Linked DNA regions of Homo sapiens: all the other regions are linked to region 1. Evidence: chromatin contacts called from ENCODE Hi-C or POLR2A ChIA-PET data. All regions are on one chromosome and are shown on one strand. Each heading gives the region's core, a stretch centred on a gene start or an enhancer-like site at or near the end of the contact. The rest is flanking DNA. Distances are from core to core; before and after follow the strand shown.

Region 1 (6,667 bases), core at 3,821-6,320:
TGGGATCAGTTACACATAGCCTGGAACATCAGATTAAAGAGTTTATATTTTATCTAACAGGTCAATGTCACAAACTTAAACACTAAGAAAAACTACTTTTTTTTTACCTTTCAAATCCTGGGGTCACAAGGTTGGCAAAGATGTGTGAAATAATGAACAAAAAGAAGAGTTACTTTCAGGGATGTATCTTCACCTTTTTGTACCTCTAGAGTTTTGAACCATGTGATTGTACTGCCTATTTAATATATAAATTATAATTAAAATTATATTTTAAAATAAGGAAAAGGAATTCTTATATGACATAGAAAAATAAGAAACTAAAATAAATACATGACTTTTTGGGAAAAGTTTACAGCACTCTGAATATTTTTAGTCCTCCCACCACAACTAAGAATTAGATGGAAGAAATATAAATACAAATATAAAATATGTTCATATATATACATACAAAATATAATACGTATTCATACATAATGATTCATGTCATATATTAGAGAGCTTTTACCAGAATTTAATTTGCAACATAGTTAAATTATCATCATAACCCCAACTTGCCAACTTTCATACAGTTTACTTAAACACCTGTAAAGCCTTTGAGAACTCATATAGTAAAGATTTCTCTCAGAAATCTAAAAGCCTACAGATGATAAAAGAACAGAACAGAAAGTAAACTGAGAAATGACAGTACAGTCTCTTTCAAACTCATCTCCAGAGGCCAGTCTTACTACTTGCCAACAGCTACATCATTTAATAATTAAATGACATAAGGACAACAAGAAGAGTAGGGGGTATAAACCCCTATCATCTCCAAATTTGCTAAAGCCCCTTCATGTGGCAATCAAGGAATGATGATGAATAGGCCCTCCCTGGTATACTGTCCCTCTCTCAAATGAAAAAAAGACATTCTCGTTTTTGTTCCTGATCTAAGTTCTAGTGGTTCTAGAACTGGTATAAATAATTCTGGTATTAAGTTCTAGATGTAAGTTCTAGAACCACTAGACAATACAAGAAGTATTGGGGGTACTAAGTATTAAGTACCCCCAATACTTCTAGGAGAACATCCAAATCCTTCTGGTATTAAGTCCAGATCCTATCATAAGACCTGATTTAATAGGGACACCATAATGGCCATCCCTAAAAGTAATCAAGCCATTTATTCAACTGCAATCAAGCTAAATTTTCGCTGTAGCTTTTACCTTTAGACACATTAGCAATAACTTAAATTGTTATTTAAAAATTAATAACTTAAAAGCTCTAGGGAAATAAAATTCCAGGAAGGCTGCAAACTGTGAGGAAGAAACTGATTTTCTAACTGAGGAATCACCTGATAATGTTCTATTTCCCTTAAGAAAAAGATTAAAATTTAACCATCTTAACGTTGATGCTCCCAGTATACTGCCAAGTTAAGAAACACCTATAATCACGACCTTCTCCAGCTTGGTCAAATACATCCAAATTTCCAACACAAAAGCTTGGATGTCAATCTAGCCCTTTTCTTCTCCCTCATCCCCATCTTGCTCAGATCCCCAACTGAAATGACCACCAAATCCTACCCATTTTGTGTTCTGAGTGTTCCTCCAGTTAATTCTCTCCATTCCCTTTGCCACTGCCTAGTCCTAACCTTTTGTCTCCCCTTATTTATTAAAACAGCTACCCTAATATTGCTGCTTCCAGTCACCTTTTTACTATGATCCTCAGTCTACACTGTTGTCCTGGTGATTTTCCAATAGCAAACCTAATGTCTCTTCTGCTCATAATCTTTTACTATGTTCCTATCACCTACAGAATAATCCCCAAATCATTTATTAACAGCACATAACTTAACATGCTTTCAGTCCTGCCTGACTCTCAAACCTCATATCTCACTGCATGCCCCCCAATCCTACACTTTAAACCCCATTAATATCAAACTATACTACTTGAATTTCCAGCACATCCCATGCTAGGTAAGCCTCCCATGTTTCTGCATAGGTTGTTGCTTCAGTCTAGAATGTCTTTTACGTCTTCTCCCTTGGCTTCCTGGACAACAACTATGAATCTTTCAAAACCCAGCTCAGATCCCAGGAAGCCATCCCAACAACTCATCCTCTACCCTTAAAGAATTGTTTTTCCCTCTGCGACCTCTGTACATAATAATGGCATCTATTAGGCACTATGTCCCTGACACTGTTCCAAGCATTTTAAATGTATTAACTCATTTAATCTTCACAATTACCCTCCCCATGAAGTGGCACCATTATGACCTTTATGGATATGGAAACTTGAATCACGGAGAAGTTAAATAACCCGTCCTCAAAGATACTCAACTGTATCGAGACAGATTAAAATCCTTATGTCATACATATTTATATTATTGCATCTCTCACGGTGAATTTATTCATGTGACTCTCCTTATACTGGACTGCACACTCCTTGAGGACAGGGATTATGTTGTATTCTACTCTAAATCCACAGTACCTGGTATAAAGTAGGTAATGAGTGCATGCATTTCTCAAACTGATTTTAAAATAATATTCCTAATAAGTTGAAGAGAAAAGCATTCAGAAACTAGTTCCAAATAAATATTCAAATATAAGAGTTCTAGAATAAAGCAAGCTATTTTTTTAATCTAATAAAATGGATGTTAAAAAGAAAAATTATTACAGACCTGAATTACAGTCCTTCTGGACAAAGAAATGGACTTATTTTGCAATAAGTCCATTACTGCTTAATCACTGCAGTAAATCAAGACCCAAACGACCATTTGCTTAAAATTAACTTTTTTCTCTCACTAAATAAAAAATTTTTGTTGTTTATCATTCAGGGCAATGGAAAGAAAGCCCTATATTTACTCTTCTCAAGTGGAAAAAAGCCAATCACAGACCAGCACTACTAATTGCTTCCTTAAATCTGGCCAAGAAATGTATCCCATTAGGCAATTAAAATAAAATACAGTTGCCTGAGTAAGCATTTAACAAAAGAATTTCTAAGGTTTTGTGGATGGCATTCCATTAATCAAATAATGAAAAATTCTTTATCCTAAGCAAGGAAAAATGAAAAAACAAAAATAAAATAGATTACCATCACCCCACAAGAATATAGACTTCTATATTAAAACTCTATTAAATCATATGCCTGTTATATTAAAATATACGGATTAATGCTCACAATATTTCAGTAGCCATTCTTTGTCTCCTTAAAATTACAAAAATCAAAGTTATTTTAACACTAATGATGAATAACCTCAAAACCAAATCTATTGTATTTAGTGTGCTCTCACAGTTACAGTCCTCTGAGCCATACTGAAGCGCAGTAATTAAAATCCACAGGGATGGTACTAGCAGCAACAGTGCACAGCACAGTACTTGTTAGAGTTATCTGCGCCCCACCCAGCTTCTACACACTAGTGCACTATAGAAAGGTAAATATACTATCAGAAGACCCAGAGTTTAGGCCACAGTATGCTTAGGCCACAGCACAGCAAAATCTACCTCCAGGTACATCTTACCATTTCTTCGTACACTCAACCATGAGCTCCTGGTAGGAGGCCACAAACTGGAACTTGGATGCATGTTTTCCCACACGCTGCAGTCTCTTCCAAACTGAAGCCATGATGATCAGTCAAGACACTGGAGCAGTTCTGGGTTAGCAATACAGCAGCTTTAATAATGCAGAGGGTCCAAAGCAAAGGAACTTTGCATGTATGTCTTTTAAAAACTCAACTACAACTCGAAATGATGCTTGGGGTCCATAAGTCTTCTCCCTGTTTCACAGGGTAAATCCCATCTTAGATGAATGGCCCAGTCAAGAACACTATGATATACGTGACAGGATGAGTGGGAAGGGGTTCCCTCATGGAGACATCACCATGCCACCTCAGGGGCTATATGATGGGTATTCTGGAGGGCTGAAAAGCAAAACAAAGACAAAAAGAGAAAGAATATGAGGAGAGAATCATGAGAAATGACTAACCACCCATGTTAAATAACGCTGCAAAAGACCATCCCAGTTCTCTGCATGTCTTTTAAACAATGAAACAAAACACTGACCTCAAAAGCCAGTAACATCAAGGATGCAAGACACCAAGGAAGAAATTACAATTCACACCGAAGACGTGGAGCGACACATCAGGTAGTCAGCACCAACAACAATCCAGAGAGACGGTAACTCGGGGCCCTACCTCCCCCTGTTAGCATCACTGAAGGGCGAGCAGAGCGGGAAAGTCTAGGGATGCTGTTTAATGTCCACCGCCAGAAAGAGGGAGAAGTGGAGTATTTTTTAATAAACTTTGTTTTTCAGTCGATAATTAATAGCCTCAAGTCCGACAATATGTGCTTGGAACAAATTAGGGAGCCAGGAGGAATGCTATTTTTCAGTCGGAGGGAGGAAATGGATGGGGAACGAGGAGTGGAGGGAAATCTCCAGGCAGAGAGAGGGCAATGTCCCGGCTCCAGGCCACTTGGGCTCCTTCGCTGCCAACCGGAGGGAAATGGAAACTCCTGCCTGGGGGTGAAGCAATGACCAGCGGGGCAAGTGGACTGTGCAGGGTGCGGTGCCTCCCTCCCCCATCCTCAGGGAAACAGTCCGCCGGAGCCCAGTCTCCTCACGCACGGAGCCCAGACCCCTGCCCCCCAGCGGAGACAGGCGGTGGCTCGTCCGCGGTCCCTGTCACCCAGGCGATACCAGAAGACCCCAGCCCGGACCCCGAGCCCCGGCCCCGCCGCTCGTCCACTCCCGCCCCCTCCTCACACCTCTAATCCCGCTGTCGGGCTGAGTCTGGCCCCGTTCCCTTCTCATAGCCGCTCCTCCGTCGCCGCCGCAGCAGCAGCCGCCGCCGCCACCGAGTCCTCCATCCCCGCCGGAGCCACATGGAACAGCCAAGCCAGCCACGGCGCTCGCGGTAGCCGGGATCTGCAGCCCCTCAGGCGGACGGCGCCCCTCACGCCCACCCCCTCCCTGACAGATCGCCCCGCGACCGTCCCCCACCCTACCAAGCCCTGCCAGAGCCACCGCTCAGCGCCCAGCACCCCCTCCCCCGCCTTTCTCCTCCGCCACCATCATCATTACCTCCCCCGCCGCACCTCTCACACTAACCCTACCCACGGCAGCTCAACCTCCACCGCCCCGCCGCCATTGGCCAGGCCCCGCGCGTGCCCCGCCCACCTCGGCGGCCGGGTCTTACAGCGGCTGGGGCACCTCATTGGTAGAACTGCCTGCCCATCACAGGGGCTCCGCCTTGCCCTTGCTCGGGAGGTGGTTTTTCCCCGAAGCCGGAATGCGACGCACAGGCTACCTTTTTTTTAAAAAAAAAAAGAAGGAACCGACTAAGGACGATCCCGCCCGTTCTTCTGATTGGCTTGGAGAGGGAAGCGATAGGCGGGAGGAATAGGGAGTGTTTATAGTGAACTGCAAGGTGATTGCAGAAGGTGGCTGTCCGTCAAAGGCGCCGCTGGTGCGGGGCTGGGTTTCTGGCCCCTAAGGGTGATTGCAGACCTAGAGATTGGCTTCGCTGCAGCTGTGGGCAGTGCAGCTGCCTGTGGGTTTCTCTCCTGTTCTCATCTCCGCCAGGACCTGGGCGCGCCCTCTCCTCCGCCACTGGCAACTAGGGTTTTTGCGCATAGCCTTTATTTCACCAGTTCCTCCTGGGATCTTACCTGACAACCTGAAGTAATGACCCTGTCAGGCACCCCCCGACACCCCGGCCGCTCCCCGCCCAACATAGAGTCAACTGGTCTTCAGTGGGATTGAATCAGCTGAGCTAGACACAAAATGTGTACAGTACAATTTCTTATTGTTCGGAGTCTTCAACATTTCTTTGAATCTTGGTTTCCTCTTCGCTGTCGGACTCTTTTGCCCCTAGTGAGAACTGTAGATGGATTTGGGAACAGCTAGCATATAAAAAGGGTGGTCAAAGGCAAAAAGGAGGAGGCAGAGTGAGGGCAGGGACACTCAATCTTGTTAAAAGAGCCAAGGGCCCTTTTGAGAATATGAAAGCTACAGATACTTTCTCAAGGGGGAAAAAGTGTTCTGTCTCAAAACACAAAAAATTGTTTTCAGTTTTAGGTGGTTCACAGACCCCTGGTGTGGAGAAAGAGGACAAAGAATGAAACTTCAGGGGAATCCTAGCATCTAAGGAATAAACAGAGTAAAATGGGAAAGAGACCGAGAAGGAATAATCAGAGAAGTAGGCGCATCAGCAAGCTATGGGCAGACAGTTTGGAAAAAAAAGAGAGGCAAGCTAACATAAAAAGAAAGCAAGCGGGATGGGTTCTGGAAACAAGGATCATTCAATCTTACGAAGGTTGGAAAGCAGGGTGCATGGACAAAGTAGCTTGAAAGGTGTTAGGGTCTAGGGAGGATTCTTTCAGGGACAGGAAGAGAGAGCAGTGATGGGTGAGAATTGAGTCCATCTGTAGACATTGGGGGCCAAGACAAAGTGGAGAGACATGTTGAAGAATCAAGAGAGATGGGGAGACAGATATAAGGCTTGAATCCAGTATCTAATTCAATTTCCACTTTCAATAAAGAAAATGATCTAATAATACAAGAGCACAGTGTGCATTTTACAGAAAACAGCATAGTTATCGCTTATTTTGCTAGTCAATTCTAAAATGTTAAGATAATCGTAATAATCATATTGATTCTTATTTTCTATTAAGAGTTCTCTGATGTCCTTCCTGAGTGGTTT
Region 2 (7,641 bases), core at 2,702-5,201, 610 kb after region 1:
ATACGATTGGAGGCCGGGCGCAGTGGCTCATGCCTGTAATCCCAGCACTTTGGGAGGCCGGCAGGCGGATCACGAGGTCAGGAGATCGAGATCGTTCTGGCTAACATGGTGAAACTCCGTCTCTACTAAAAATACAAAAAATTAGCCAGGCGTGGTTGCAGGCACCTGTAGTCCCAGCTTCTCTGGAGGCTGAGGCAGGAGAATGGCCTGAACCCAGGAGGCGCAGCTTGCAGTGAGCGGAGATCGCGCCACTGCACTCCAGCCTGGGCAACAGAGCGAGCCTCCGTCTCAAAAAAAAAAAAAAAAGAAAGAAAAAGAAATATGATTGGATAAAAAGGGTCTAACACCAAAGAATCTAAAGCTAATAGACTAAGTGGAGAAACCCAGCAAGGCCTGTCTGTCTAAACTCTTCTTGGCCTCTCTGAGCATGCATTCCTTCCTTCTGGGTGTGGGACAGGACCCTCTGTGGAACCAGGGTGTTATGGCCTACAGTCAAATAAGGGAGGTCAGATAATTTCTTTATGGCCAGTTTTTACACACAAAGGCAGAGGGAATGTTAGAGTAATACTCTTAGGTTTTATGCCTGGCTTTGGGGACAAGGAGTTCTGGTTTCTATGACCTGCCTTGGGGAAGAGGGATTCTAGTTGCTATGGTTAGCCTTAGGGGAGAATGAGACTGAGAGACAGGAGAGCAGGGGGCAGAAGGTCAGAAAAACTTCTGCTTTTGAAGCTTTCATTTTGGGGTATTGTTTTCTGAGACCCAGCAATACACAATGAACTACAATTTGAAGTAAAAGGTCAAAGATATAATAGAAAAGGTTTAATTCAGACAGTCCAAGTGACACAGAAAAAAGAGAAAATGTTTAGTTCAGGTATTTGAGTGCGTATTAAGTCTGACAGGAGGAATTAAGAGTTTCATGAAGGAAATGGCATCTGTACTAGGATTTTCATAAGAAATATAGGAATATTTTGAAGCAGAGGGAATATCAAAAGTACAAAAATAGTACAGAGGGTGTTTATATAAATTTAAGTCTAGTCTCATGGAAGAGGAGTCCAGGTGATTTATAGTCAACGTGAGATGTCATAAGGCATTAGGACTTCATACTTCAGGTGATGGGAAGCTGTGATACAATAGGAAATATGTATGGTCTTTGTTTATGGTTTCTCACACACAGCTCCTAAAATCCTTGGAATCTCATGATAAGAGTGTCTTTTGTACGCTAATGAGATGAGTGGTGGCTGGGGGCCCCTAGATAGCTTCAAGATGGGGCTGGTAGTCAGAAAGACCAAAGCATGATTTGAGTGTTAGAAATTTCAGTACTATAGGCTGACCTTCAGGGAGAGGAGAGGAGATGGAGATTAAGTTAATCACCAATGGCCAATGATTTAATCAATGGTGCCTACATGAGACAGACACCATAAAAACCCCAAACAACAGTGTTTAGAGAGCTACCAAGGTGACGAGCACACTGAGGTGCTGAAAGGGTGGTGTACCTGGAGAGGGCATGGAAGCTTTTGGAGTTCCTCCTCCATACCTTGGTAAGTAAAGAACTTTACTTCATGAGCCATTCTAGCATATTATTGAACTGGGGGGTAGGGATCATGAGACTACCCAATTTGTAGCTAGATATAAGTGTGGGTAACCTGGGGACCATATATATATATATAGAGAGAGAGAGAGACAGGGTCTTGTTCTGTCACCCAGGGTGGAGTGCAGTGGTGCAATCAGGGATCACTGCAGCCTAGACATTCTGAGCTCAAGTGATTCTCCTGTCTCAGCCTCCTGAATAGCTAGAACTACAGGTGTCTGCCACTATGCCCAGCTAATTTTTTAAATTTTTTGTAGAGATGGGGTCTTGCTATGTTGCCCAGGCTGGTCTTGACTTTTGGGCTGAAGTGATCCTCCCATCTCGGCCTTCCAAAGTGCTAGGATTACAGGTGTGAGCCACCATGCCTGGCAGGGACTCAATACTTTTGACTGGCATCCAAAATGGGGTTAAGACCTGTGGGGTCTCCACTAACTCTGGGTAGTATCAGAATTTAATTGTAGAACATCCAGTTGGTATTCAGAGAATCAGAGAATTGGTTGGCATGCAGGGGAGAAAAAACCTATACTTTTGGTGTCAGAGGTGTTGTGAATAAAAGCCCAGAAAAGCCATTGAGGACTAAGCTCTCATTTTTTTTTTTTTTAAATCTTGCCCAAATTCCTATCTAAGAGATCTGGGGAGTCATGTCCTACAAACCATAAATTCTCATCAGATGGGTTTTATTTAACCCTATATGTCATGACTTACTTTCCAATCAGACTCTGGCATAACATTATAAGACAGGCAAAAAAATCAAAATATTTAATCCCAAAACATGTTTCTCTGCCATATCTTGAAAATGTCCCTGCAAAGCCATCCTTTGTAGGGTGAAAACCTGCATCTGTAAAGAATCTCTATTAACATAGCTAGATCTTTTTCTTCCAGGTCCTCCCAATCCTGAAGAGATTAGCTAAAGTCTAGTACCTTTTAAAGATCCGAATAGGAAATATTTTTCATCTATTGTCTCTGAGGGCAGCTACTATAAGACTTCAAAAGAACCTTGGTCTCCACAATCTTTTACCTTAACCTGGACATTTCCTTTCTGTGGATCCTAGGTCCTTAGATAAACTCAACCAATTGTCACCAGAAAATGTTTAAATTTACCTATAGCCTGGAAGTACCTCCCTGCCCCTACTGTCCCCTTCCCCGCCTCCTGCCTTTGAGTTGTCCTGCCTTTCTGAACCAAACCAATGTATTTCTTAAATGTATTTGATCGAAGTCTCATACCTCCCTAAAATGTATAAAACCAAGCTGTGCCCTGATCACCTTGGGCACATGTTCTCAGGACCTCCCGAGGGCTGTGCCACGGGCCACGGTCACTCATATTTGGCTCAGAATAAATCTCTTCAAATATTTTACAGTGTTTGACTCTTCAACAATAATCTGGTGCCCAAACACGTGGGGCCACAGAGAAGACTCAGGACCCTGAAGGAGTTGCCTAAAACCCTAGCTAAGGTACTAGCAGGGGCCCAGTGAAACCTCACCAAGTTCTAGCTTCTCCTCTGGTGAAACTGGTAAGTCCTCCTGAGTCCTGGACCTCCCATTTTGGTTGATGGTCCTTGATTTATTCTGAGCTGTTTTTTTTTTCTCTCTCTCTCTTTTCTCCTAGGAAGTTGGTTAAAATCTTAATTTTGGTTTCAGAGGTGTATTCAAAACAGTCATTCTCCATTGCCTTTTCTCTCAAAATTAATCTCAATTGGCTTGTCTGTGTGCACTTTGCGTGAGGAACTGAACTATTATTTTTCATAAGCAAATGAGAGAGTGAGTTCCTCAGCTTTGAAGAGAAAGGGCATTTTGCTCCTCCCAGCTGGAAGGCGCCCCTGGGTGACCAGGGGCCTCGTGGGAGTGTCTGGGAGGTTGACTCTCCGCAACATGCAGCGGCCCTACAGGAAACTCCCCAACAAATATTAAGAAGGCTTGTCCAGGAAACGCATATAAGGGCTGGTCGCCTGGTGTTTTGAGCCCTCTCAGAGGTGACAGACCTCTGAAGAGAGAAACTGAGACACGTAAGAGGGTAGAAACGACTCAGTGTTGAAACACTGTAAAGTGCTGCCCACAAGCAGCACATATTGATCCACCACACAAAAGCCTTAGGCCACAGGTCAATTGCTCTTAAAAAAAAAAAAAAGAGAGAGATAGCAAATAAACCCTCCAAAAGAGAGGAAAGGCAAGGAGAGCGGTCCCCAGTGGGCACCACAGCTGGGTTTATGTTTAATAATTATGGTGCCTTGACTTGCGAGTATTTATGTAAATAGGAAGATCTTACTAAAGATGACCTAGGTCTAAGGTTTCCAAAATGGGGAACTTTTGATGTCCCTAAATTGGTTTTCTTGTGTGCTAGATTAGAAAACTGAGGCTCCCGAATCAAAGAAAATGAATGGGAATCGTACTTAGGTGGCATCTAGAATCATCAAAAAGAGGAAACGATAAGCTTGCCTCTCTTTAGGAAGTTAAAAAAAATTTTGAAACTGTCTCGCCACTTCTAAAATCAGGAAGGCTCCAGAAACTGTCTCCCCTTCTGCTCCTCCTGACCCTCTGCTCTCTCTGAACTTCCTTGTCCAGACAATTTCATTTTTCCTTCTCCCTCCCCTACTCCCTTGCCTCAAGCCACAGGGGGACCAGAAATAGCTGGATAAAATAATAGAGTAGTTGCTCCTTTTAGGGTAAAACCTACAGGCAGAGGGGATCCTAACATAATGTATAGCCCCTGGACCAAATCAGAGTTAAAGGCCCTGGTACCTGGATTCCCCAGTCCGACTGAAGATCCCTTTAAGTTTGCTAAGGAATTCCAATTAACACTTAAGACTTATGATCCAGGGTTCTCTGACATGTGTCAGCTGATTGAGTTACTGGTCCCCAGAACAAAGCTGAAGAATGATTTAGAGTAGCAGATTGGAAACAGCCTTTAGAAGATTTTGACAAAATAGATGCAGCTGGAAGACAGAAATGGAGAGCTCTGCAATCGCCTCTGTGAAACTGTACCACAGATATTCTCCACGGTTACAGATTGGGCAAAGGTGAAACAATGTAAAATACGCCCAAACAAAATTGTGCCTGACTTTTATATCAGGTTTGAAAAGACATTCAAACAGTTTTCAGGAATACCCTTGGGGAAAGTAAGTGACATCTTACTAAATTCTGGGTTTATGCAAGGTTTAGATAAGGAGTTAGCAACCCTAATAAAGAGGAATAATGTGGCTTGGGCTTCCTTGCCCACCAGTCACTTAGTCAACCCTAGCTGACATCAACCCTAGCTGACCTAGCTGTCACAATCATTAAGAAAGAAAAGGAGGCCAGGCACGGTGGCTCACACCTGTAATCCCAGCATTTTGGGAGGCCAATATGGTGAAACCCTGTCTCTACTAAAAATAAAAAATTAGCTGGGTGTGGTGGCGCATGCCTGTAATCCCAGCTACTCGGGAGGCTGAGGCAGGAGAATCTTGCTTGAACCCAGAAGGCAGAAGTTGCAGTGAGCCAAGATCGCGCCATTGCACTCCAGCCTAGGCAAGAGACTCTGTCTCAAAAAAAAAAAAAAAAAAGAAAGAAAGGAAAGGAAACAGTCTCTAAAATTATGAGTTTACAACTAAAACAACTTAGAAACCAAGTTGGGAGTTTGCAAGGGTCCCATGGTCCCCAGAGATCTAAGCGACCCCAAGAGGAAGCAATTTGCCACTATTGCAAAAAGAAAGAATATTTTAAAAAAAGAATGCAAAAAACTTAAACGGGTGCTTGCACAAAGGGGGCAAAGGGCCCCAGAGGAAGGCACCAGAACAACTCAAAAACCAGAATAGGGATGCTCTGAGGGAACAGAGAGGGTTTCCCCCCTACTTCTAACTAATGCTTTAGGAGAAGTAGAAATAGCCATAAATGGGGAAAATACCAGAGCCTTTGTCGACACCAGCGCTATACTGTCGGTCCTCATCCCTACCTAGATTAAAAACCCTCTCCCTTGGAGTAAAGAAAAAGTCCAAATGGTAGGGGTTTCAAACTCTCTTATTATAGCCTTTAAATCAAATCCCTTTCAATTTTAATTAGGAGGACTAGTGAGGCATCACCTTTTTCTTATAGTAGATAGTACCCCCATACACCTACTACAACAGGATTTCCTAGAGACCCATAATGCTCACATCTCATTTTCACAGAAGGGAGAAATGATTCTCAACTTGGGAGATGCAGACTTACAAAAGCCCACATGTACATTATGCTTGTGAAAGTTAATCAAGATTCTGGACAGGAAGAATTAGAGCCTTTCTTACCTAAGGTACCAGACTCCCTATGGGCAAACTCTTCCACAGATACTGGTAGAATTCAGTCAGCAGTCCCTATAGAGCCAACCCTAAGTAAATCCAAACCCCTGCCAAACGTAAGGCAATAGCCCCGAAGACCTGAAGCCTTACTAGGAATCAAATCAGTCATTCAGGACGATTTAGACAAAGGACTTATAATACCCTGCACCAGCCCTTGGAATACACCAATTATCCCAGTTAAAAAGCCAAATGGGACAAGCTGGAGACTTGTTCAAGACCTAAGAGCTATAAATAAAATAATAATTCCTAGACACCCTGTTGTTCCTAACCCCCACACCTTACTGTCCAATATTCCTATCACTGCCAGCCACTTCTCTGTTACTGATTTATGTAGTGCATTCTTCAGTATACCTGTGGAGCAAAATAGCCAGTATCTTTTTGCTTTCACTTGGGCAAATCACCAATACATGTGGACAGTCTTACCCCAGGGCTACTCAGAAAGTCCTACTTATTTTTCTCAAATACTAAAGCCAGATTTAGATGACATTGAATTTCCAAATGAATCTACTCTAATTCAGTATGTGATTTATTGTTGTGCTTATCCTCCCTACCAAAATGCAGAGAAGACACTGTCCACCTATTACAATGGCTTCGTTTTAGGGGACACAAAGTGTCAAAAGATAAATTACAATTTTGCCTCCCCAAGTTAAGTATTTGGGACATATGATTTCCCCAAGGGGGCTATTAATAAACTCTGAGAGAATCTCTGCTATTACGACCTTTCCCCTGCCCAAAACTAAAAAACAATTAATAGGATTCTTAGAGTTGACAGGCAGGAGTTGGATTCCAAACTACTCCTTAATGCCCAACCCCTATATAAAAATCTAAAACAGACCCAGCTGGACCCAATCCACTGGGAAGAGGGGGGAAAAAAACAACACACAGAAGATCTAAAACAGGCTCTCACCCAAGCACCTGTTCTAGGCCATCCCAATCATAGTCTTCCTTTTACCCTCTTTGTACATGAAATAAATGAGAATGCTCTAGGAATATTAACTCAAAAACATGGTGACTTGTTGGTGAAAGCTGTTCATTCTAAAATGTAGTGAAATTCAGTCTAGTTCTGCTGATAAAGATCATCAGTTTTGAAAGGTTACTGATTTTTCTCTTCCCTCTTAGTTTTTTGCCCAATATATGGAGAAGAGTAACAGTCAATCTTAACATTTTGTTTTCATTGTTTTTTAATAAAGCTGCTAGGCAGCGGTGCAGCATTCCTACCTAATGTCATAAAAGCAAAATACTTACATAGCTTTCTTAAAATGTAGGAATGACATTACATTTTTAGGAGAAAGTTAGTTGCTTTGCACTACTTACTTAACTCTTTTCCATATATTGTGATACAAACTTTTGAATATGGAATCTTACTATTTGAATAGAAATGTGCATGTATAATATACATACATACACGAGCATGTGTGTGTATATATAACCCAGATTTTTATATACACACACATATATGTATACATATATATATATATGTATATATACACACAGGATTATATATACCTGTGTGTATGTGTATATATACACACAGGGTTATATATACCTGTGTGTATATATAACCCTGATATGCATATATATATATATGCATGCTGTGAAACTTGACTACACAACATAAACCATTTTTTTTAATTCCAGGAATGGGTAGTCTGATCTGGTGATTATCCTTTTGAGGCTGAATCCATTATTATCTTGTTATTTAGGTTTTCACTAACAGTAGCAAGGGATTCTGAGTCAGTTGCACTTATA
Region 3 (7,656 bases), core at 1,435-3,934, 930 kb after region 1:
ATTTATCCAGCAGTTTGATTATGACGTGTCTGAGGATGGATTTCTTTGGGTTTATCCTTTTGGGATTTGTTGGGATTCTTGAATCTGTATGTTTGTCTTTCAACAAATTTGAGAAGTTTTCAAGCATTATTTCTTCAAACGCCTTTTTCTTTTTTCTTTTTTTTTGAGACGGAGTCTCACTGTCGCCTAGGCTGGAGAGCAGTGGCATTGTAACCGATCTCAATCCGTGGTGGACTGAACAAAGGCAGGCGAACGTGGGAATAAAGACGAAGACAAAAGATTATATTTGGAAGAAGGGGTCAGAGGGCACCTTGCCTGTAGTGGACAAGGGTCCTGAACAGCCCTCCGTATTTATTTGGCAAAAGAGATAGAGACAAGTGGGGGTGTGGAAGAAGAGGTCAGCTGCTCGGTCTAGAGTAGGCTTGCAAGACCACATTCCTTGAACAGTAGGCTCTAGTTGTCCCAGTAGATAACTTCAAGGAGCCCGGTGCCAGGGAGTGATTGCCCTCAGCAAACCTCCTGGCAGCAGGCACAGTCGTGAGTTTGCTCACATCCTGCATTCATGATAAACAGTTTGCTGTTTGATCATATAGCCTCCAGTGGTCACGATCTCTTTGTCCTTTTCAGCTCCCAACAGGCATGATCGTGGCTCACTGTAAACTCTGCTTCCCAGGTTCAAGTGATTCTCCTGCCTCAGCCTCCCAAGTAGCTGGTATCACAGACACGTGTCATCACACCTAGCTAATTTTTGTGTTTTTAGTAGAGATGGGGTTTCACCATGTTGGCCAGGCTGGTCTCAAACTCCTGACCTCAGGTGATCCTTCCACCTCGGCCTCCCAAAGTGCTGGGATTACAGGCGTAAGCCACCGTGCCTGGCCAAAAACCTTTTTCTACATCACAGTCTTTCTCCTCTCTGGGACTCTAATAATTTACGTGAGGCATTTTAGTACTATCCTACAGATCCCCAAGGCTCTGTTCTTCCTATTTTTTAAGTAATTTTTTCTCTCAGTTGTTCAGATCAGTAATTCTATTATGTACCTTCTAGGTCACTGACTCTTTCCTCTGCCATCTCCATTCTGTTCTGAGCCCATCCAGTGGGTTTTAAATTTTGGCTATTGTATTTTTCAGTTCTCAAATGGAAAAACTGAATACAATAGAAATAGGAAATCATGGCCAGGTGTGGTGGCTCACGCCTGTAATCCCAGCACTTTGGGAGGCTGAAGTGGGCAGCCTCACCTGAGGTCTGGAGTTTGAGACTAACCTGACAAACATGGTGAAACCCCATCTCTACTAAAAATACAAAAATTAGCTGGGCTTGGTGGCAGGTGCCTGTAATCCCAACTACTTAGGAGGCTGAGGCAGGAGTATTGCTTGAATCCAGGAGGCGGAGGTTGCAGTGAGCTGAGACTGCCCCATTGCACTCCAGCCTGGGCAACAAGAGTAAAACTCTGTCCTAAAAAAAAAAAAAAAAAAAAAAAAAAAGGGAAATCTTTGCCAAGACTTTCTTTTTTTTATGTTTTCATTTATTTCAAGGATGTTTTGGAATATTTTTATAACACCTACTTTAATGTCTTTGTCAGATAATGCCAACATCTGTGTCATCTTAGTGTTAGTGTCTATCAATTATCTTTTCCCAGTTTAGATTTTTCTGGTTTCTCAAATGCTGAGTAATTTTAGATTGTATCCTGGATATTTTGAATATTATGCTACGAGACTAGAGGTTTTGTTTAAATCCTGGAGTGAATGTTGACATTTTTGTGTTAGCCATAATCAGTCAGGTTGGGATTAGACTGTAAACTCCAATTAGACTTCTCTAGGTTGTAATTTTAATATCAGTTCTGTTTTTAAAGGCTTTGCAGTGTTATTTGGATCAGTCCTGAATGTTCTTGACCCAGTGGTCAGTCAAGGTCTGAGGCAGGAACTGTGTAGTTCAGTTCTCACAGCCTGTGGTACAGTGTTGAGGATCAGATCCACACATGTACAGCTTGGGAGTTACCTCAGAAATCATAAACTTTTGCTCCTTCCTCTACTCAATTTCCTAGTTTTATCCCAATTCCTTGGGGCTCCCTTTTATAGTTCTCTGATCAGAAAACTTGGGTTTTGTTTTTCATTTTATTTTTGAGACAGAGTCTCTCTCTGTTGCCCAGGCTGAGGTGTGCAATCTCAGCTCACTGCAGCCTTGACCTCCGGGCTCCAGAGATCCTCTCACCTCAGCCTCCTGAGTAGCTGGGACTACAGGCACGCACCACCACACCCAACGGATTTTTGTATTTTTTGTAGAGACAGTGTCTCACTGTGTTGCCCAGGCTGGTCTCGAACTCATGGGCTCAAGTGATCCTCCCACCTCGGCCTCCCAAAGTGCTGGGATTATAGGAATGAGCTGCTGTGCCCAGCCAAGTACATACGCTACTTTTCTGTTCACTTTCCGTAACTACGCTTATGTCTGGAGCGAGGCAGTGGGAGGACAGAGATGAAAAAAGAAAGCAGTGGGGGTTTGCCATTTACCCTACTCTGATTTTTGGGAACACAGCACCTCTGATCAGAGAGGAAAGTTCTCTTTTCTCAAAGTTTTAGGCACCTGCCTGCTCCTCTTACCATTAATGTCATTTTCACTTCTGCTTTTATAGGATTACTTGAGGTTTGGGTGCTAGAGAATGGAGAAAAGAAAAACAAAACAAAACAAAAAACAAAGCACATGAGATTTCCCCCACTTTGTCTGTATATTAGGAAACTCTTTTTCCACCCCTCAAGCCAGATCTAGAAGCCTTCTCCTGGAGCTCTTTCTGTCCACACTGATTTGGACTTCAGGCTTTTGGGCTGCACAAGTCCAGACTAGGGATATCAGAGGGGAAAAAATGGTAAGCTCTCTGCATGTTCAGTGGTACTTCATATTCATGCCTTCTTCTCCAACCTTTCTGTTTCGATTTACTTTTCAGTCCTCAAGTTTGGGAGCCATGCATTCTTTCCAGGTTAATAGCTACATTCAGTAGGAGAGATAGGTTGGGATTTGCTCACTCCATCTTACTTGGAACTAGAAACTTCCTAAAGCAGTGATGTTACAAGAAGATAATTTGAATTACAGTTTTCTAGTTTTACAATATTTTAAAGCTGATTGAATATAAATAATTTAAAAATATATTTCCAGGCCCAAATATTAACATTATAATTTAAACTACTGGATCCATCATTGACCCTTTTAATAATTGGAAGGTTTAAGACTCCCACACTCAATATATTAGAAAAATAATACATTCATGTTCATTCTCCCATTTTTTGTGTTTCTCTTTCAATATAGCACATTTACTACTAATGCTCATTTATCCCATCAAAAATGTCACATAAAAACTGGAATAATTCAGAAATTTGGAGTGGGATTCATTTACGATTTATAAGTTACCTGGTAGAGTTTGACTTATAAGAAAGCACATTGTGAGGGCCGGGTGTGGTGGCTCACGCCTGTAATCCCAGCAATTTGGGAGGCCAAGGCGGGCGGATCACCTGAGGTTGGGAGTTCGAGACCAGCCTGACCAACATGGAGAAACCCTGTCTCTACTAAAAATACAAAATTAGCCGGGCATGGTGGCACACGCCTGTAATTCCAACTACCCGGGAGGCTGAGGCTGGAGAATTGCTTGAACTTGGGAGGCAGAGGTTGCAGTGAGCCAAGATCACACCATTGCACTCCAGCCTGGGTGATAAGAGTGAAACTCTGTCTCAAACAACAACAACAACAGCAAACAGTACATGGTGAGGCTAGGTGCAGTAGCTCATGTCTGTAATCCTATCCCTTTGGGAGGCTGAGGCAGGCAGATTGCTTGAGCTCGGGAGTTCGAGACCAGCTGGATAACATGGTGAAACCCTGTCTCTACAAAAAAAAAAGAAAATTAACTGGGCATGGTGGTGTGCACTTGTAGTCCCAGCTACTTAGGAGACTGAGGCAGGAGGATCACTTGAGCCTGGGAGGTCGAGGCTGCAGTGAGCCATGATGGTGCCACTGCACTCCAGCCAGGGTGACAGACTGAAACCCTGTCTAAAAAAAATTTTTTTAAATAAAGTACATAATGAAACATATATAAGGTTTAGTGTTAGCTAGGATTTGGCTCAGCTTTGAATGATGAAAAAAGAAAAACCCAGAATAACTGTAGCTTACATCATATATGTCTATTTTTCTCTTACATAAAGTAGGAAGTAAGTGCCCCAAGTTGGATATGGTGCTTCATTGTGTCAGAAACCCAGGTTCCTTCTTTCTGATGTTCTGCCATGAGTGACCTTGATTTCTTCCTATTTCTCTCATGATCTAAAATGGTTGTAACATAGCTCCAGCCATCTCAGGAAGAAGGAAGGGTAAAGGAGAAAGCACACAGTTCTTCTGTGTGCTTTTAAGGACACGTCCTGAAAGCTGTACATAATATTTCTGCTTATATCTTTTTGGCCAGAACATACTCACAAGGCTACACCTTGCCACAAGAAAGACTTGGAGATGTATTTATATTCTGGGCAGTTATATCCACTTAAAAGTTGAGGATGCTGTTACCATTGAAAGAGGAAGAATGATTTTGAGGGTCAACTAGTAATTTCTGCCACAAGACTGTGTCCCTAAGAAATCCTTATGTTGTAAATAGCGGAAACTAAATTCAAATTAGCATAAACAAAAAAGAAGATATATATATGCTTATTTAACTGAAAAGACAGAGGTAAAGGAAGCTTTAGAGCTAATTTGATTCAGGGGAATTTTTTCTTTTTTGAGACGGAGTCTTGCTCTGTTGCCCAGGCTGGAGTGCAATGGCTCGATCTCGGCTCACTGCAAGCTCCGCCTCCCAGGTTCAGGCGATTCTCCTGCCTCAGCCTCCCGAGTAGCTGGGATTACAGATGCCCGCCACCATGCCCGGCTAATTTTTGTATTTTTAGTAGAGACAAGGTTTCACCGTGTTAGCCAGGATGGTCTCGATCTCCTGACCTCAGATGATCGCCTGCCTCAGCCTCCCAAAGTGCTGGGATTACAGGCGTGAGCCACCGCACCCGGCCTGATTCAGGGCATTTTTAAGATCTTAATGTACCTGATATAGTTTGGGTATTTGTCCCCGTGCAAATCTCATGTTGAGAAGTAACCCACATGTTGGAGATGGGGCCTGGTGGGAGGGGAGGTGTTTGGTCATGGAAGTGGATTCCTCATGGCTTGGTGCTATCTTTGCAATAGTGAGTGAGAACTCACAAGATCTGGTTGTTTGAGTGTGTAGAACTCCCCACCCTGCCACTCCCTCTTGTTCCTGCTTTTGACGTGTGACATGCTTGCTCCCTCTTTGCTTTTCACCATGGGTAAAAGCTCCCTGAGGCCTCCCCAGAAGCTGAGCAGATACTGGCACCATGCATCCTGTGAAACCTGCAGAACCGTGAGCCAATTAAACTTCTTTTCTTCATAAATTACCCAGTCTCAAGTATTTCTTTATAGCAACACAAGAATGGCCTAATACTGTACCCAATTTCATTTTTCTAGTAGCTTACTGCTCTGTGAACTTCATTATAAGGCTAGCTTCCTTCTTTATGGCAAAATGTCCTCAGAAGTCACAAGCTTCACATCTGCACATAACAGTGCCCAGAAGGAAAGAAAGCGTTCAGTTCCGGTAGCTATTGTGACAAATTATCACAGTATGCCCAGACTGTCCTGGATTTTGCACTGAAATTTCTATGTTCAGGGAAATGTTGCAGTCCCAGGCAAACCACGATGGGTGGTTATCTACCTGGTAGTTCTCTCACAAGGATTCAGGACCTTCTTTTTCAGAGTCCCCCAGGTAACCTCTCATATCTCACTGGCTCAATTTGGGCATATTCCCCTTTAGCCCGGGGAATAGTAGGCACCGATTTGCTTAGACCTGGCAATTATTGTGAAAAGAGCCATAGAACTGCCTGATTAAATAAGCAAATCAGAGGTAATCTCTGAAAATAAGAACTCAATCATCCCCTACCCTATAATCACATGGCTGCAACACAAGTTGGGAGACACAGCTACAATGTCCATAAGACTGAACTAACATCATACTAGAAATGTTTAGCATTTATAAAGCAGAAGCCCCACATGACACCACATGACTTCCTATCTGAAAAGTCAATGAAATTCTATCAAGGGGAAATTGTTCTAGCTGTAGAAAAATGTGTTCATAGAGATTTTTGCTCATTTGTCTAAGCAAATCAGTGCCTAATATTCCCCTCAGTAAAGGGAACACGCTTCAAGTTGAGCCAATGAGATAAGAGAGAATATCTCGAGGACAGGTTGGCACAAAACTACGCTCATATTCATACAACAGTGGCCGCAGTAGCACTTGATATTATTTCACTTTCTTATGTCCTATGCTGAAGCTGGGGACAGCAAATAATTTGGTCAAAGTAGTCATGCTGAAATAAGGTTAAATGTAATTTTAAATAATCCCATATAAGACTGTGGTCTTTATGAGGTATTCTGTCTACTACTGACTCATATTTGGTACCCTTTATGTGGTGCTTCTCCTAAACGGGGATTATATATCCCCTTCCTGAGGAAATCAGTCATGTAATTTGCTTTGACCAGTAAAATGTGAGTGAACAGGACGTGTGTGAACTCCCTGGCAGGAGTTTGGAGAGCCAGTGGTTCGCTATGTTCTGCTTTCTCTCTGCCATGATGACCAAGTGTCCCAGTGTAGCATAAGTGGAAAAGAAATCTCTGTTCTAAGTCCTTGAGAATTGGAGGGCATTTCTTACTACAGAATCATTAGCCTACCCTGCACATGGTTTGCTTCCTTCAACATTCCTTTCTAGCCTCTTCTCTCTCCTGCTTTTGCTTTTTGTGTGTTTAGTTTCTCCCTTTGTATTTTACCACAGTCTTGCTCTTAGAATTTGAGTCAATGCAAAGCAGAGAAACAGTTAACTAGCCTGGAGCCTTGAAAGATTGTCTTGTTGTCCTACACTGGCCAGATACTTTCAAAAAGAATCTTGGGCATATTACCTCCTAGACAGAAAACTAGAAACCGAAGCATTAAACAAATGCTTACATTTAACTAGCTTTTAATTATTGACTTCACAGTAAACTCTTCAAATAAATTTATAAATGTAATTTTTTTAAAAAAACTATACATTTATAAATTTAAAACAATTTAAATTTATATTAGTCCAGCAACTTTTTTTTCTGTTCTCTATAACAATAATACTAACATAAAATAGGAAATGAAGGCTTTTAAAAATATTTAACACTCTGGTCCCTTGAAGAGAGAATATCAACAAGGCCGGGCACGGTGGCTCAGGCCTGTAACCCCAGCACTTTGGGAGGCTGAGGCGGGTGGACTGCCTGAGGTCAGGATTTCAAGACCAGCCTGGCCAACATGGCAAAACCCTGTCTCTAAAAAAAAAAAAAAAATTGGTTTGGTGTGGTGGCACATGCCTGTAGTCCCAGCTACTCAGGAGGCTTAGGCAAGAGAATTGCTTGAACCAGGGAGGCGGAGGTTGCAGTAAGCCGAGATAGTGCTACTGGACTCCAGCCTGGATGACAGAGCAAGACACTGTCTCAAAAATAAAAATAAAAAAAGAAAGAGAATGTCAACAACAACAAAAACCCTTCAATTATCTTCCAAGCTCACATGGAAAATGATTCTATCACTTCATGATTTTAAAGATTCCTAGATACCTGCC
Region 4 (6,549 bases), core at 16-2,515, 800 kb after region 1:
CAAAATCAGTTTAAAAAAATACAGAAGTGCCTTTTAAAGAATAAACAGCTTTGAAAAAATAGCAAATTCAAAAGGATAGTGGATTAAATTTCAACACTGACTTTAATCAAAATGAATTTTAGGCTGTTTAGATTCCCTGGACCTGTTTCTTAAATCTTTACCATGGGTGTCCACTATATAAGGTTTTTTTTTCAAGAAACAAATGAAACAACATGTAAAACATCTCAGTACGTTCCTAACACATAGGAGACCTATAAAAGTCAGTAATTTTTTTACAGTTTGTCTCTAGAGTACATTGACACTACATTCCTATAACTAGTTCTCGGTCTAAATAGAGTTGTCCAATATGATGGTTATTAGCCATATGTGACTACTGAGCACTTAAATTTGGCAAGTCCGAGATATGTGCTTTAAGTGTAAAATACTGGATTTCGAAGATTTAGTGAAAAAAGTAACAAAAAATCTTGTCAATATTCTGTATATTGATTACATGTGAAGTGATAATACTTTGGCTATTCTGGATTAAATAAGATATATTACTAAAATATTAATTTCACCTTTTTGGCTCACATATTTCTATTGGACGATCTAGTCTATACTTTGACTTCAAGCTGGTAATTATGCTCTTTTAACCACGCAGTGGACTGCTTGACAGATGTCACTCGGGCTAAGCCACCCCTTATCCAGCAGACACTGGCTCATTTTAACGCTCCCAACTTCCACAACCGGGGAAAGCTAGCGACCTAAAACTCTTAATTTTAAAAACACCAGATCCCACAGATCTGCTGAGGAAACGCGACTGTTACCAAGAGACAGAAATGTCTTGAAGGAAAAACCCCTGTGGGTGTCAGTCTACCGGGGGACTGGGAACTTCAGCAGAAAAAGTCCCCCTTAGGAAAGAGAGAAGGGGCGACAGAACGAGCAAATCTGAAGGAGCCCGATGTGGAGCCCACGGAGTGGAGGTCTGAGAGGGAAAAGCCTTTCGGCTTGTGAGGACAGGGGAAGGCAAGGGGGGGAGAGTCTGAAGCCAGCGGCCAAGGGGTTCTGCTCCAAGCCGGAGACTACAGAAAAGAGCAGTACCTTAAGAATCCCCCTCATCTTTGCCAGAAAGGGGCGGAACTCCTCGGGTGGCACCTCTGGATATAGCTGGCTCCGTAGCAGCTCCTCTGTGATGCCGGGGTACCCGTGGAAAGTGTCCTGGGCCAGCGCATTCAGCAGCCCGCTCAGGGGTTTGCCACCCTCAAGCTCGCCCGCCGCCATGCTCTGCGAAGGCCCCGCCCCGCAACAGCTGAGCCGTGCCCCGCCACGGCGGCCGAGATGTGCCTAAATAGCCTGTGCAAAACCACCACGGGGAACCTCGGGGAACCTGGAGGCAAGGCTTCCCCAGGGGTCAGAGTTGGCAGCTTACAGCTTTGCTCTGCAACACCCATCCCCTTAGGATACCTCCACGGAAATATCCGTTTGGTTCCAGTAGGGTCACTTTGCTTCCCCTGATCCCCTTCATCACTGCAGAGCCTACTGGAAAGAAAGATTGCTCGCAGAGATTACTGGAGATGGGGTAGCAGCCTATAAGTTTGGCAGTTTAATTTTTAGATGGCTGTATCTCATTCCAGGACTTGCCAACCCATTAACTGAATAGGATCGATCACTCAGATTTAATCTCTGCCTAATCCTTACCTGTCATCCTTTTTTTCAGGAAGTTTAACTATCTCCTGATTACATAATGTTTTTCTTTGGGTTGTTAATTGCCTTTTTATATACACTTGTCTTTCCAGCTAGATCAGTGGCTCTGATCCAATGTTCTTTTATATGACAAATATTTTAACACCTTATTTACTATCCTGAAATGAAATGCATAGCTAATATAACTTCCCACCCATATAATTTTTTAAAATCAATATATTATTCAGCCATAAAATGGAATAAAGTACTGATACATGCTACAACGTGAATGAGACTTAAAAACAGGATTAGTAAAAGAAGCCAGATATAAAAGGCCAAATATTGGACATCCATTTATATGAAATGTCCAGGATAGACAAATCCATGGAGACTGAAAGTAATGTAATAGTTGGCAGAATCTGGAGAAGGGGACGAATGGGTAGTGACTGTTTATAGGTACAGAGTTTCTTTGGGGCATGATGAAAACATTCCGGAAGTGGAAGCACAACCTTGTTAATATACTAAAACCCACTGAATTGTACACTTTAAAAGATTAGTTTCACAGTATGTGAATATCTCAATTGAAAAATCAATTTAATGACCTAATTGTAATTTATCATAAAATGAAAAGGAATTTATAATATAATATGTGTGTTTGGGTACACCTATACTAGTTGACTAAAAGACATACAAAGTAGCCAGATGTCTGCATCTTTACATCTTTATGTAGAACCACCTGTGACTTCTACAAATGCAAATTGATACAGGTGTGTGGTATTGGTGACTCCAGAGGGAGGGCAGTTGCTTCTGGTAACATGATGTTCTGAAATGTTAAGAACTGATGTTCTGAAATGTGAACAACAGTTGGTAAAGTTTACAACAAAAAACACTCTTTCCTCACTCTACAGTCATTGCAAAGCTGGAATATTCTGTATATATTAATGCTAAACTAAAAATACATTGTGTTGCCGGGCACGGTGGCTCACGCCTCTAATCCCAGCACTTTGGAAGGCCGAGGCAGACGGATCACGAGGTCAGGAGATCAAGACCATCCTGGCTAACACGGTGAAACCCCATCTCTACTAAAAATACAAAAAAATTAGCCGGGCCTAGTGGCGGGCGCCTGTAGTCCCAGCTACTCGGGAGGCTGGGGCAGGAGAATGGCATGAACCTGGGAGGTGGAGCTTGCAGTGAGCCGAGATCACGCCACTGCACTCTGTCGCCTGGGTGAAAGAGGGAGACTCCGTCTCAAAAAAATAAAATAATAATAATAATACATTGTGTTTCTATATAAAATAGAGTTTGACTTTAGGCTTAGATAATAACAAACAGGTTTTTCACCTTTATGAACGTACCCTGCATGGGAAGATGTCTTATATATCTGACCTCTCTCCCACCTATTCCATTCCTACCCTTCCTTCAAAGTGACAACTGAGGTCGGGCATGGTGGCTCACGCCTGTAACCCCAGCACTTTGGGAGGCTGAGGTGGGTGGATCACCTGAGGTCAGGAGATCGAGACCAGCCTGGCCAACATGGTGAAACTGAAAATACAAAAATTAGCCAGGCATGGTAGCACATGTCTGTAGTCCCAGCTACTCGGGAGGCTGAGGCAGGAGAATTGCTTGAACTCAGGAAGCAGAGGCTGCAGTGAGCAGAGATGGTGCCACTGCACTCTAGCCTTGGGGACAAGAGCAAAACTTCATCTCAAAAAAAAAAAAAAGTGACAACTGAAATGCCCCTTTCAAGGCAGTGCCACATTGTTGAGAATCTACTCATCTAGACTACTTTAATTAATGTTTATCCAGTAAAGAGGTATTCTTTTTTTTTTTTTTGAGACAAAGTTTTACTCTGTTGCCCAGGCTGGAGTGCAGTGGCACAATCTCGGTTCACTGCAACATCCACCTCCCAAGTTCAAGTGATTCTCCTGCCTCAGCCTCCCAAGTAGCTGGGATTATAGGCATGCGCCACCACGCCCAGCTAATTTTTGTATTTTTTGTAGAGAAGGGGTTTCACCATGTTGGCCAGGCTGGTCTCAAACTCCTGACCTCAGGTGATCCACCCACCTCAGCCTCCCAAAGTGCTGGGATTACAGGTGTGAGCCACTGTACCTGGCCAGAGGCATTTTTTACAATAGAAAAAATATATTTCTTTTCCTAAAATAATTTTATAAAAGGCAAATTCAGAGTTGCTTCCATGGCTCCAAGTAAACCAAACTTAGTGACAAACTATAGATTGTTTTACATGTACTTACAGAAGTTGCAGAGAATGGTTGGTGAAAAAGAAAAAGCATAAATCAAAAGGTGGCAAGCAGAAAAAGCACTATTAAACACGTAATTTACAAATTACCCACCAGAAAGGCTGCACCTATTTCTATGAAACCTTAGTAACACTGACTGATATTATTCTTTTAATTTCATTTAATTTAATTTTTGAGACAGAGTCTCACTCTGTTGCCCAGGCTGGAGTGCAGTGGCACGATGTTGGCTCACTGCAGTCTCGACCTCCCAGGCCCAAGTTATCCTCCGATCTCAGGCTAAGTAGCTGGGAATATGAGCACACACTACCGTACCCAGCTATATTATTCTTTATAACCTTTGCCATATGATACATGAAAAATATTATCTCACTGTTTTAATTCGCATTTCTTAAATTTTGAGAGTAAATTTTTTTTACTATATTTATTGGCTGCTTATATTTCTTCCTATTTCCTTGTCCATTTTCTATAGGGGTTTCTGTCACTTCAGTGATTTCTTTTCTTTTTTTTTAAGGTGGAGTTTCGCTCTTGTCGCCCAGGCTGGATGGAGTGCAATGGCATGATCTCGGCTCACCACAACCTCCGCCTCCCGGGTTCAAACGATTCTCCTGCCTCAGGCTCCCAAGTAGCTGGGACTACAGGCGTGCGCCACCACACCTGGCTAATTTTTGTATTTTTAGTAGAGACAAGGTTTCACCATCTTGGGCACGCTGGTCTCGAACTCCCGACCTCGTGATCCACCTGCCTCGGCCTCCCAAAGTGCTGGGATTACAGGCGTGAGCCACCGTGCCCGGACACTTCAGTGATTTCTAAGAGCTCTTTATGCATAGAAATATTAGTGCTTGTTACCTACATGCAAATATTTTCTCCATGTTTATATAGTCAAATCTAGGCCGGGTGCGGTGGCTCACGCCTGTAATCCCAGAACTTTGGGAGGCCAAGGTGGGTGGATCACGAGGTCAAGAGATCGAGACCATCCTGGCCAACATGGTGAAACTTCATCTCTACTAAAAATACAAAAATTAGCTGGGCGTGATGGCGCGTGCCTGTAGTCCAGCTACTTGGGAGGCTGAGGCAGGAGAATCGCTTGAACCCAGGAGGCAGAGGTTGCAGTGAGCCAAAATCATGCCACTGTACTCCAGCCTGGTGACAGAGCAAGATTCCGTCTCAATAAATAAAATAAAATAGAGTCAAATCTATCAACCTACGTAGAAAAAGTCTGGAAGTTTATTCACCAACATAGTTATAGTGTACATCTCTTAGTAACTGAGGATGGCTTTCTGCTTATCTGATTTTTCTAAATATCTACAGTGTACATGTAATACTGTTGTAATAAAAAGTTATTTAATGAAAAAATTAAATAAGTAGTAGGTCCTAAAATAAAATTATTTTTTGTGGGGGGACAGAGTGTCACTCTGTTGCCCAGGCTGGAGTACAATGGCAGGATCTCTACTCACTGCAACTTCCACCTCCTGGATTCAAGCAATTTTCATGTGTCAGCCTCCCTAGTAACTGGGATTACATATGCACACCACCACGCTGACCTAATTTTTGTATTTTTAGTGGAGATAAGGTTTCACCATCTTGGCCAGGCTGGTCTTGAACTCCTGGCCTCAGGTGATCCACCCACCTCGGCCTCCCAAAGTGCTGGGATTACAGGCATGAGCCACTGCCCCCAGCAATAAAAATCTTTCAATGAAAGCTTTAAAGGACATGTGTATTCTACATTGCAGAGAAAAGCCATGAACCTTGCTTTTTTTAAAAAAATGTGTTTTGGTCGTGCGCAGTGGCTCACACCTGTAATTCCAGCATTTTGGGAGGCCGAGGCAGGCAGATCACCTGAGGTCAGGAGTTCAAGACCAGCATGGCCAACATGGTGAAACCCTGTCTCTACTAAAGATACAAAAATTAGCTGGGTGCGGTGGCAGGTGCCTGTAATCCCAGCTACTCAGGAGACTGAGACAAGAGAATTGCTTGAACCCAGGAGGTGGAGGTTGCAGTGAGCCGAGATCACGCCACTGCACTCCAGCCTGGGTGACAGAGTAAGACTGTCTCAAAAATAAAAATAAAAATAAAAGTGTTTTAATTTAAAATTTTTATTTTCCATGTCCACTGAATATGAATCTTAAACTTTTTGATATTACTAGATGCTTTCAGAATCTGATAAAAGCCTCAGACACTTTCTCCCCAAAATATAAACACCCACCAAATGTAGCCTACAATATCTATTGGCTACTTTATCCCTCAGAAGTCTTTCTATAAACCCCCTAGTTTTCCATGGGTCCTGACTGTAAACTAAAAATAAAATCCTAAGCCTCCCACTGAGTGAACAGACCTCCTCTTGGCCAAGGGGACCCCAGAGAAACCTGAAAATTGTGTTTCCACCCATAACAGGAAGAGATCAGACATTCATCCTTCTACTTCCTCCCTTTTAGAGTTTAGACACAACTGACTGGCATTAATGTTAAAATAGGGATCATAAGACTCTGTGGCAATAAGATACCAAATTATAGAAAGACCTAAGGCCATGCAAGGCAAGAGTTAAGTCATGCCTGCAGGCCATCAGTCTTGCTGAATAGGTCATTTTGACGCAAAATATTGTGGCTAACTCTGACATAGCATCCTTATCTTC

The links. Hi-C counts contacts between places; a loop is a spot of excess contacts on that map. ChIA-PET counts read pairs that join two places held with the same protein, here RNA polymerase II (POLR2A). Pooled maps may share reads with other maps.
Region 2: a pooled map shows a loop between it and region 1 (5-fold over the local background). The contact joins the enhancer-like site here to the promoter of EHBP1 in region 1. A Hi-C loop is called at or near these places in 2 of 50 pooled maps. POLR2A ChIA-PET finds 5 or more read pairs at or near these places in 2 of 52 experiments (K562 and T-cell).
Region 3: a map with no recorded cell type shows a loop between it and region 1 (8-fold over the local background). The contact joins the enhancer-like site here to the promoter of EHBP1 in region 1. A Hi-C loop is called at or near these places in 6 of 168 maps with a recorded cell type or tissue (B cell, CD4-positive, alpha-beta T cell, CD8-positive, alpha-beta T cell and 3 more), 5 of 37 single-sample maps with no recorded cell type and 20 of 50 pooled maps. POLR2A ChIA-PET finds 5 or more read pairs at or near these places in 2 of 52 experiments (A549 and GM12878).
Region 4: a map of CD8-positive, alpha-beta T cell shows a loop between it and region 1 (6-fold over the local background). The contact joins the promoter of COMMD1 here to the promoter of EHBP1 in region 1. A Hi-C loop is called at or near these places in 6 of 168 maps with a recorded cell type or tissue (CD4-positive, alpha-beta T cell, CD8-positive, alpha-beta T cell, endothelial cell of umbilical vein and 1 more) and 19 of 50 pooled maps. POLR2A ChIA-PET finds 5 or more read pairs at or near these places in 2 of 52 experiments (A673 and activated naive CD4-positive, alpha-beta T cell).

Annotation. Positions count from the first base shown.
Region 1 is chr2:62,704,116-62,710,782 of GRCh38, reverse strand. EHBP1 (EH domain binding protein 1) reads right to left here and starts at 5,070. Exons shown (of 23, transcript NM_001142616.3): 1 at 4,731-5,070; 2 at 3,488-3,886. The coding sequence starts at 3,591. RefSeq lists silencers at 4,734-4,813, 4,934-5,193 and an enhancer at 5,224-5,363.
Region 2 is chr2:62,095,646-62,103,286 of GRCh38, reverse strand. The region is part of intron 2 of COMMD1 (copper metabolism domain containing 1); the gene reads right to left. Among named protein-coding and RNA genes, the nearest start is that of B3GNT2, 97 kb to the left of the region's middle. RefSeq lists an enhancer at 3,537-3,826. Within about 2 kb of position 3,951, at least 3 of the 41 ENCODE cell types and tissues checked have a DNase peak (open chromatin) inside an H3K27ac peak, as active enhancers do.
Region 3 is chr2:61,771,104-61,778,759 of GRCh38, reverse strand. No RefSeq gene overlaps it. Among named protein-coding and RNA genes, the nearest start is that of FAM161A, 79 kb to the left of the region's middle. Within about 2 kb of position 2,684, at least 3 of the 41 ENCODE cell types and tissues checked have a DNase peak (open chromatin) inside an H3K27ac peak, as active enhancers do; they include B cell and GM12878, where a contact is called at or near this core.
Region 4 is chr2:61,900,390-61,906,938 of GRCh38, reverse strand. It overlaps COMMD1 (copper metabolism domain containing 1), which reads right to left and starts at 1,265. Exons shown (of 3, transcript NM_152516.4): 1 at 1,081-1,265. The coding sequence starts at 1,260. RefSeq lists an enhancer at 1,014-1,203.